Regions from separate parts of the Homo sapiens genome. Here all the other regions are linked to region 2. The links are chromatin contacts, found by Hi-C or POLR2A ChIA-PET in ENCODE. All regions are on one chromosome and are shown on one strand. The core of a region is the stretch at or near the end of the contact, and the rest is flanking DNA. Distances in the headings are between cores, read along the strand shown.

What was found. A loop is a pair of places that touch in the nucleus more often than their neighbours do. ChIA-PET counts read pairs that join two places held with the same protein, here RNA polymerase II (POLR2A). Pooled maps may share reads with other maps.
Region 1: a pooled map shows a loop between it and region 2 (2.1-fold over the local background). The contact joins two enhancer-like sites. A Hi-C loop is called at or near these places in 1 of 50 pooled maps. POLR2A ChIA-PET finds 5 or more read pairs at or near these places in 4 of 52 experiments (B cell, H1, activated T-cell and 1 more).
Region 3: a loop to region 2 is called in a map of endothelial cell of umbilical vein, with 2.9 times the contacts of the local background. The contact joins two enhancer-like sites. A Hi-C loop is called at or near these places in 1 of 168 maps with a recorded cell type or tissue (endothelial cell of umbilical vein), 1 of 37 single-sample maps with no recorded cell type and 6 of 50 pooled maps. POLR2A ChIA-PET finds 5 or more read pairs at or near these places in 3 of 52 experiments (H1, Panc1 and activated CD4-positive, alpha-beta T cell).

Annotation. Positions count from the first base shown.
Region 1 is chr1:28,110,052-28,112,943 of GRCh38, reverse strand. No RefSeq gene overlaps it. Among named protein-coding and RNA genes, the nearest start is that of EYA3, 23 kb to the right of the region's middle. Within about 2 kb of position 1,548, at least 8 of the 41 ENCODE cell types and tissues checked have a DNase peak (open chromatin) inside an H3K27ac peak, as active enhancers do.
Region 2 is chr1:27,978,492-27,981,527 of GRCh38, reverse strand. The region is part of intron 16 of EYA3 (EYA transcriptional coactivator and phosphatase 3); the gene reads left to right. Among named protein-coding and RNA genes, the nearest start is that of XKR8, 20 kb to the right of the region's middle. Within about 2 kb of position 1,752, at least 2 of the 41 ENCODE cell types and tissues checked have a DNase peak (open chromatin) inside an H3K27ac peak, as active enhancers do.
Region 3 is chr1:28,198,213-28,201,221 of GRCh38, reverse strand. DNAJC8 (DnaJ heat shock protein family (Hsp40) member C8) reads left to right here. Exons shown (of 9, transcript NM_014280.3): 9 at 1-944. Among named protein-coding and RNA genes, the nearest start is that of PTAFR, 23 kb to the right of the region's middle. RefSeq lists a silencer at 1,228-1,557. Within about 2 kb of position 1,504, at least 6 of the 41 ENCODE cell types and tissues checked have a DNase peak (open chromatin) inside an H3K27ac peak, as active enhancers do.

The sequences.
Region 1 (2,892 bases), core at 299-2,798, 130 kb before region 2:
TGGCTGCCAATCACAGAACGCCACCTCTCTGACCACAAGAGTGACTCAATCCTGGGTCAACTGGACTTTCTCAGGACTTTGGAACTGTGGAGACACTCAGGGATGGAAGGAAGTGGGAGCTGAGTCATTTGATGTGTTTCCCCTAAAGCAGTGCTTCTCATAAGGGGGTCCCTTGACCTGCAGCAACAGCATCTGGGAACCTGTTAGAAATACAGATTCCCGGGCCCCAACCCACACCTACTGGATTAGAAACTCTAGGGGTAGGCCCCAGCAATCTGTGTTTTAAAAACCCCTCCAGGTGATTCTGCTGCATACTAGGGAAACCACAAGTTTCTGTAAGTGGGATTCCCAGAGCTTACCTGCACCTTATCCTTTTCTTGGCCTTGGCTGTTGAGATCTTCCTTAGATTCTTTGGTCTTCCCAATGTCTTTCTAGTAAATTCTTTGTTTTGTTTGAGCAACTCAGAGTTGCTTTCTGTTGCTTGCAACCTAAGGACCCTGACTAATGGTCCTCCCATCTAATTCATATCTACACAGACCCTTCTTGAACCATGGGCCTTCCTGCCGTATGTAGACTGCAATGGTTTGACTTCACCCTGGTCTTTGTATTTTGCTTCAACGCCAAACCATATTAACTCCAAAGCAGAGCTCAGTGGGCATCTGATTAGGCTCTTTCACTGTCCTGCCTGTTTATTCAGTTGCCTCCCCAGTAATGCAAGTCTTTATAAGAACATCTCTTATTCCTCCATTTAGTTGACATCTCTGTTTTTTTCGTCTTAGCTCCCAATCTTCTTCTTCTTCTTTTTTTTTTTTAACTATTAACAACACACCAATGGCATAATGAAGTTTGTTTTTTTCTTTCCTATATGAGTTAAGGAACAGAATAAGCTGCTTTAGTAAAGAGGCTCAAAAATACAGAATAAATTTATTTATTTACTTATTTATTACTGAGACAGGATCTCATTCTGTCTTCCATGCTGGAGTACCATGGTATGATCATAGCTCACTGTAACCTCAAACTCCTGGGTGTAAGGAATCCTCCTGCCTCAGCCTCCTGAGTAGCTAGGATTACAGGTGCTCACCACCATGCCTGGATCATGTCTCAGAGCAGCCTCAACCTCCTGGGCTCAAGTGATTCTCCCACCTCAGCCTCCCGAGTAGCTGGGATTATTGGCATGGGCCACCATGCCCAGTTACTTTAGGGTCTCATTATCTTGCCCAGGCTGGTCTTGAACATTTGGGCTCATGTGATCCTCCTGCCTCCACTTCCCAAAGTATTGGGATTACAGGCATGAGCCACCATGCCCCAGCTAGAGCAAATTTATTTTGAATCTCTTGTTTTACAGGTTTTGTTTGTTGTTCTTATTTTGTCTTTTGTTGTTGTTTTATCCCTTTAAGCATATGGGTGATTCAGGATGAGTCCAGAGGTGAGTAAGGGGCTCTGCTTCAGGTAGTCATTTGGGGATACAGGTTCCCTCTATCTTGTTGCTCTGCCGTCTCCAAGGACATCATTGAAGCATCTATATACAAGCCTGTGGTAAGTGGGGGAAAGAGGAAGTAAATGGCTAACAATTTCACTTTAGGAAATGATGTAGAAGTGATGATCACATGAATCTATACATTTTCCAGTGGTGAGTACTTAGTTACATGGTCACACCCAGCTAGCTACCATGGCAGCGGTGACCATGAACTATGATCTGGATCTGGGCAGCCATATACCCTGCTATATCTTGGGGTGAAAATTATTTTATTACTAGAAGAAAGGGGGAAGTAATGGATAATGGAGACAGTTAGCAATCTTTTCACACTTTCTAACTCTGAGCCTTGTATCCAAGTGTTGAAAGTTCAAATGCCTTCACAGGGGCTAGGCAGGTGATTAACTGAGTAAAGCAATCTAAAAGGAGTGAGGTGACTGTGACAAAGTAGGATGCACTGTGTCCTGTCTAAAGGGGGTAACAGTTACTTGATCCCTTCCCCTTCTTCATTAACAGAATTCCAAGCTTGTTTGAGTGCCCAGCCTTGGAGCACAAATCATAATTTTCTATTATCAATCATGAAATTCTGTTTCTAGTGTCTTCAGCCTCCCCTGTGTCTGGGAATCTCCATATGACTCAGCCAATGGGAGAGTTAAGGAAGTCTGGCGGGGGACTTCTAGGAAAGCTTTTGTTTTCCTAGTAAAGAGTCAGCCATGACTGGAGCTTTCCCATACCAGTTCTTCCTGATTTGAATGTGGGTGAGATGCCTGGAGCTGGGGCAGCCATCATATGACCTGGGGTGGCAAGCAAGAGGGGAAAACCAAAAGAACTGTGGTGATACTGAGCTAGAAAGAACTAGGGCCAGAACCTGCCTGACTCCAGACATCTTGTCATGTGAATAACACAAAAAACCAAAACACCTATTTGTTTAATGAAACTTAAAATTGGCTTATCTGAACTTCATGGCCGTTCAAAACTGATCTAATCCTTCCAGATTTATTTTTCAAGTTTCAATTATTTATTAATCAGGGTAATCTCCAACACATTACATCAACATGATTTCATGTATTTAGAGGACAAATATTTCCTGATTAAATGGAAAATTGTGCGGATGGCTTCAGAAAGACCTTCATTCGAAAGCAGCTTTAATAGTGAAACACTTCATTTACAAATCTGGACCTTCTTTCTTCAGTTTGCTATAATCCACATTCACTGAGTAAAACTTGGATGGATTGTTGGGACCCAGTTTGTTACAGGGCTCTGGGTTATTCTTTCTTTCCTTTTTATTTATTTTTTTTTTTGAGACTGAGTCTCGCTTCGTCGCCCAGGCGGGAGCACAGTGTCACGATCTAAGCTCACTGCAACCTCTGCCTCCAAAGTTCAATCAGTTCTCTTGCCTCAGCCTCCCGAGTAGCTGG
Region 2 (3,036 bases), core at 503-3,002:
TGGAAGGGAACATATATGAAAGCGCTCCCTTCAGATATTGTTCCTGCTGCCGGTTGCTTTATGTATATCATAGGAACCCAGAGCACTCACTGAGCCTCCCACATCTGAAAGACAGATTTTCTGTAGTGCTTATTATACTGAGACCTGGCACCCGCAGGCTCATCAGGCTAATGGAAATGATCTCATTCCCTCTGTCAGTAAGTGTGCTTATTTGGTATTTTTCCTCAGTCTCAGTTCATCCAGAGCTAATTTGCAAAGCTGCAGTGGGATCTGGTGCTATGGTAACCACAGTAGGAGGCTTGAGGCTTTTCTTCACAGAACTGTGAAATGGGAGCAAGGAGAAGAAATACTTTTTCACTTCCTCTGAAATGATAGCAAAATATGGTTCTCTTAATGGCCATTCTGTGATTTGGGGACATTAAAGAGAATTCTCAAAATAATTTCTGAAAATGTCAGAAGTTTTTTTTGTTTTGGGGGGTTTTCTTGAGACAGGGTCTCACTCTGGTACCTAGGCTGGAGTGCAGTGGCACGATTATAGCCCATTGCAACCTTAACCTTCCCACGCTCAAGCGATCCACCCACATCAGCCTCCTGAGTAGCCAGGACTTCAGGCGTGTTCCACCACCATACCCAGCTAATTTTTTAATTTTTTGTAGGGAAAAGGTCCCACTGTGTTGCCCAAGCTAATCTCAAACTCTTGTGCTCAAGTAATCCTCCTGCCTTAGGCCTCCCAAAGTGCTGGGATTGCAGACTTGAGCCACCGCTCCTGGCTAGAAATATTTTAATAGAGAAAACCCAGGGACTAATATTCTCCAAAGATTTGGCTGATCTTACAGTTCACCAGCTTCAATTGCTTGACATATGGTAAACTGATTAATCATTGGCCTCATCCTCCTGAACAGGAAAGCTCATATCCAGAAATGGAAGTATTTTACCAACTGTATTGGAGTGAGTCCTGTTTTCATGGAGCTGCTTCTTTACTTTGAGCTGTTAATAACTCTCTTGGCCTCTTAATCCTTTTAAAGGAGACATTACAGAGTATATTTCATCCTTGATCATTGCATGCCAGGACAGTGAAAATGTCTGTGTTCTTATCCTCAAAATATGAGTTACTGCCTTTGTTGAGTCTTACAAGAAAGTCAAACTGACTCACTTAAAAAAGTTTTTTGCTACAGACAGATCATAGTAGACTGTGCATCTGGTGGAGGTTGGCTTAGTTTGTAAAGCTGTAATGGGTGAAATGGAATTAAAGAACTCTTCAACACCATGAACATAATAAGAATTTATTATTAGTTGAATGGTTTAATGTTTGAACTGAATTGAGGCATAAGACCTGGACTACAGTCCTCCACTGAATCATTTGTGAGATTAATATGAATTTACTCAGCAAACATTGATTGAATCCCTCATATGAATGTAAGGCATGACAATTCTATTGTAAAATATTAGCACTAAAAGAGACCCAAGTGCACCTAAGCCAAGCCTTGTATTGTAAGTGGCCAGCTGAGCCCAGAGTGATCTAGTGTCTGGTCCAGTTGACTAGTCCGTCTGTTTTGAAGTGCCACTGGGTTAAGGATGTCAAAGATTTGCAGTTACATATCTGCACAACTTCTGTGCCAAGTAGGACTTCTGCGTATGGAAGTATAAGTTCTGGCCAATTATGTTACAGTTATCTTAGATTTGTATATTTATATATTACAGTGATTTTCCAGCAGATGGCAGTCAAATGTCTTGAGGAAGAGGCAGCTTTATCTTATTTACACAGGAACCCTGGTGCTAAGTCACTCTGTTGGGCAAGGGGAAAGAACAAGAAGGTTAATAGAGCAGGATGAAGAAGAAAGCCAAAGTTAGGACCTTGTTTAACTGAAGAAGGTGGCAGAAGCAGGGAGATAAAAAGAGCAAGGGATATAACTTCTTTTTATTTATACAAATAAAGTATCTTTCCCACAGCAGTATGATCTGTGTATGTTTTAGGTGTTGGTTGCAGATGGGATTTGAGTTTTGATACACTGCCATGTTTCTCAAAACTGTCTGCAGTTCTGAGAAATGGATTTAAATCACCCATTTCCCAAGGTCAATTTCAGTGATGCAGTATCTTGGTTACAACTACAAGGTATAGTAAGTAAGGAGGTTCCAGATATGACAAATGTTGATGCCATATTTATTGGTCACTGTTCTCAGTTCTATTCTGGGGCTGTTCTCTCACTGAAAGACGTAAGGCCTATACCCAGGACTGTTTCTGGGAAATGAAGAATTGGAGGGAAATGGCTTTTTGTTTGTTATTGTTTCTAACAAGAAATCAGGGCCTTGTGTTTTCACTTCTCTTTTCTACCCTAAAACATTTCACCCCAAAAATCATTCATTCATTATGACACAATGACCAGAGCCTAGATTTGGAGTCAGGGGCCCCAAGTTCTAGCTACTTGCTTGTTTGTGATCTAGGGGCAAGTCACTAAACCTATTAATCTTTCCCATTTATAGAAATTCCCTCACACTAAGATCTTAGGGACTTCACCCTCAACGTGAAGGTTAAAATAAGTTTTTGGGTTGTTTGTTTGTTTGTTTTGAGACAGAGTTCGCTCTTGTTGCCCAGGCTGGAGTGCGATGGCATGATCTCGGCTCACTGCAACCTCCGCCTCCCGGGTTCAAGCGATTCTCCTGCCTCAGCCTCCCCAGTAGCTGGGATTACAGGCACGCGCCGCCATGCCCAGCTAATTTTGTTTTTTAGTAGAGACGGGGTTTCTCCATGTTGGTCAGGCTGGTCTCAAATTCCCGACCTCAGGTGATTCGCCCGCCTCGGTCTCCCAAAGTGCTGGGATTACAGGCTTGAGCCACCATGCCCGGCCAAGTTATTTTAATGGCACAACTTCACATTCTTTGGGCAGAGGGTCTACTGGATCTCTAGCTCCCATCCCTACTCCCCAGCAAGCAAACTACATGGGCTGTCACTTAGTCCACCTAAGCACAGGCAGGTGAACCTAGCAGCAGCCCTCTTCTTTGGTTTTGAAAAGAAGAGAAGAGTATTCTAACAGGAAA
Region 3 (3,009 bases), core at 255-2,754, 220 kb before region 2:
TTTCCCCTGCTATCTCCCTTCCTGCTTCGAAGGACTCATTCTTTCCTCCCACTTCCACCCCAACATAGAGTAGTATTTGCTTTTTAGTCCATTTTGTTTTCAATACGATTTAATATCGATCAGAGTAATTCTTTTGTACATTGAAATGAGGGGCTTGGTTTAAAAAAAGACCTTTCCCTCTCCCTGCCCCTAGAACAACCAGTATTAGAAGGTGCCACCATTGGTGCTGCCTTCTCTTCCCACAGCCTGTAACTCAGTGTTTTGTACTTCACTGAATTGTGATGGTTAGAAACTTCGTGGATAGTTTGTGGAAATCATCCAATTAAACATACTGCTTAAAACAGTGTTGCTGTGACTTCAGAGACAAGCCTGGAAGGGGCACCTTAGGAAGCCCCTTCGCTTCAGTTGCTCGCTTCTGGGTGTGCTCCCTTCGAAGGCCCAGATAAGACAGGGAACACTTGTGAGCACACAGAGCAGCATCTGATGCCCTGTGGTGTTTGGCATGTGCCCCCTGTCTACTGACCAATCAGTGTGGCATGAGGCCCACGCCACCCAAACCTTTCACTTTCCAAAGAGCTAGCCGTCCTCCACCCAGTACCATGTCCTAGCCTGTCTGCATTTGTTAGTGGTAATATTCTTTATGTATAATAAATTTTTATACCCAAGCCATTGATGTACTTTTCCTTGTACTCTCCCTTGTGGGTCCCTTGTCTGGCTTGGCTGAACCCCAAAATGCTTTGGGGTTGGACAGACCTGGCTGAACCTTAGTTTCTTCATCTATGAAATGGGAATATGAATTACTGCAGCAGCTTTTAGGGCAGATTTGCCATGGCATATACAAGGTAACTACCATAGTGCTCCTTGGGTATTGCCAATATCCTATTATTTCTGTGTAAAATGAAGATACTGATTGTTTTGAGGATTAAATGAAGTAATATATGAAAGCGTCCAGCTCACAGTCTATGCTTAAATGTCCTGCTTGCTTTCAGGGACAGAATCAGCCCTCAGGAGGGGCCCAAAGTGAGAAGGGGAAAGGTGACACTTGAAATGTGAAGATACAGGAAACTAGGTGACTCAAAACTAGAGTTTTGCTTTTTGCAATGTCTTGTAGATGAGTAAACAGGCACAATGACTACGAAAGGCACCATGTCTTTTAGTATCATGAGAAGTGCAACTTTCATTTCTCTGTGGGAGAGGACAGAGGCTTGGGTGTCTTACTGTCCTTCCAAGTACCACTGAGCACATCCAAACCACATGTGAAGTAGAGCACAGTGATGAGTGGGTGGGTGGGTGGGTGTGCTTCTGGCTAAAACTGGACCAAGGCAGGGGGAGAAAATGTTTAGTTGCCCTGCAAAAGTGATACATGCCGTGAGGTAATGCAGTCCTGACTAGGGGGGCAGTGATTATCTTTTCTAGCCAAGCAAAGCCAAGCAACCCCATTTCAGTCCAGGATGTGGGTGCACACACCGCTTCCTTAGAGGTTAAGTGGTGGTGGTTCAGTTCAGCTATCTGCAAACTTACCTTTGCCCTCAAGGAGGCTGTGCCAGCAATTAGCTATGGGTGTTAGTTCTCACACTGCTATGAAGAACTACCTGAGACTGGGTAATTTATAAAGAAAAGAGGTTTAATTGACTCATGGTTTCACAGGCTTTACAGGAAGCATGGCTGGGGAGGCCTCAGGAAACTTAACAGTTGTGGCAGAAGGTGAAGAGGAAGGAGGCACGTCTTACATGGCCGGAGCAGGAGGAAGAGAGCGCAGGGAGAGGTGCTGTACGCTTTTAAACAACCAGATCTCACTATCTGGATAGTGATAGATAAGAACTCACTATCACAAGAACAGCAAAGGGGGCGGCCCCTATGATCCAAACATATGGATCATATGACCTCTTACCAGGTCCCTCCTCCAACGTGGGGGATTACAATTGGGCATGAGATTTGGGTGGGGACACAAATCCAAATCATATCAGGTGTGTTTATTCATTGAACAAATATGCTGGTTTAGAAATACAGTGGTGAACACTGCAGGACCCCTGTTGCCTGCCTCACAGCTGGGGCACACGGGCAAGAAGACTGTCCACTGCTCCGAGAAGGGGGCCCTTGATCTCATTTTTAGCAGCCAGGGAATGTTTCCTGAAGAAAGTGGCCCTTTTAAAAACTGGAACCCAGGGGCTGATGCATCAGTTAGGAGTGTTTTGGCTGCAAGGAATAACTGGCAAAAAGAATTAGAGGAATATTTTACTTCCATAAGTGGAGACAGGTGGTTTCAGGTATTGTTCATGGTGGAATCATTCATTCAGTAATACCTCCAGGGAAACAGGCTCTTACTATGCTTCTCCGTCCTCTGTGGAGGGTTTGGCATCTCATAGTTGCAAGAAGTTTCTAGCACCACATCTTATAACAACTACCAAACAGAAATAAGTCATCCAGGGAGCAAAATTTTTCCCAGAAGATGTCACTGGTTAGAAAATGGGTCACAGGGACCCCTCTTGGTAAGTTTGGCTGGGAGAGCTGCGAAGAACAGACAGGCAATATACCAAGCCTTACTCCTTGGGATTGGGCACCTGTTTCCAATAAAATTAAGTTGGTAAAGATGAAAGAATGCCTGCTGGAAAGGCCGGGTGGGGTGGCTCACGCCTGTAATCCCAGCACTTTGGGAGGTCAAGGCAGGCGGATCACAAGGTCAGGAGATCGAGGCCATCCTGGCTAACACGGTGACACCCTGTCTCTACTAAAAATACAAAAAATTAGCCGGACGTGGTAGCAGGCGCCTGTAGTCCCAGCTACTCGGGAGGCTGAGGCAGGAGAATGGCGTGAACTCGGGATGTGGATCTTGCAGTGAGCCGAGATCGCGCCACTGCACTCCATCCTGGGCGACAATGAAACTCCGTCTCAAAAAAAAAAAAAAAGAATGCCTGCTAGAAACAACAGTGTCTGGCACAGAAGGGGTGGGACTTGAGGGAAAGGTGTTTCAGTCAGAGAGAGTGGCATGTGCAAAGGCCCAGAAGGTAA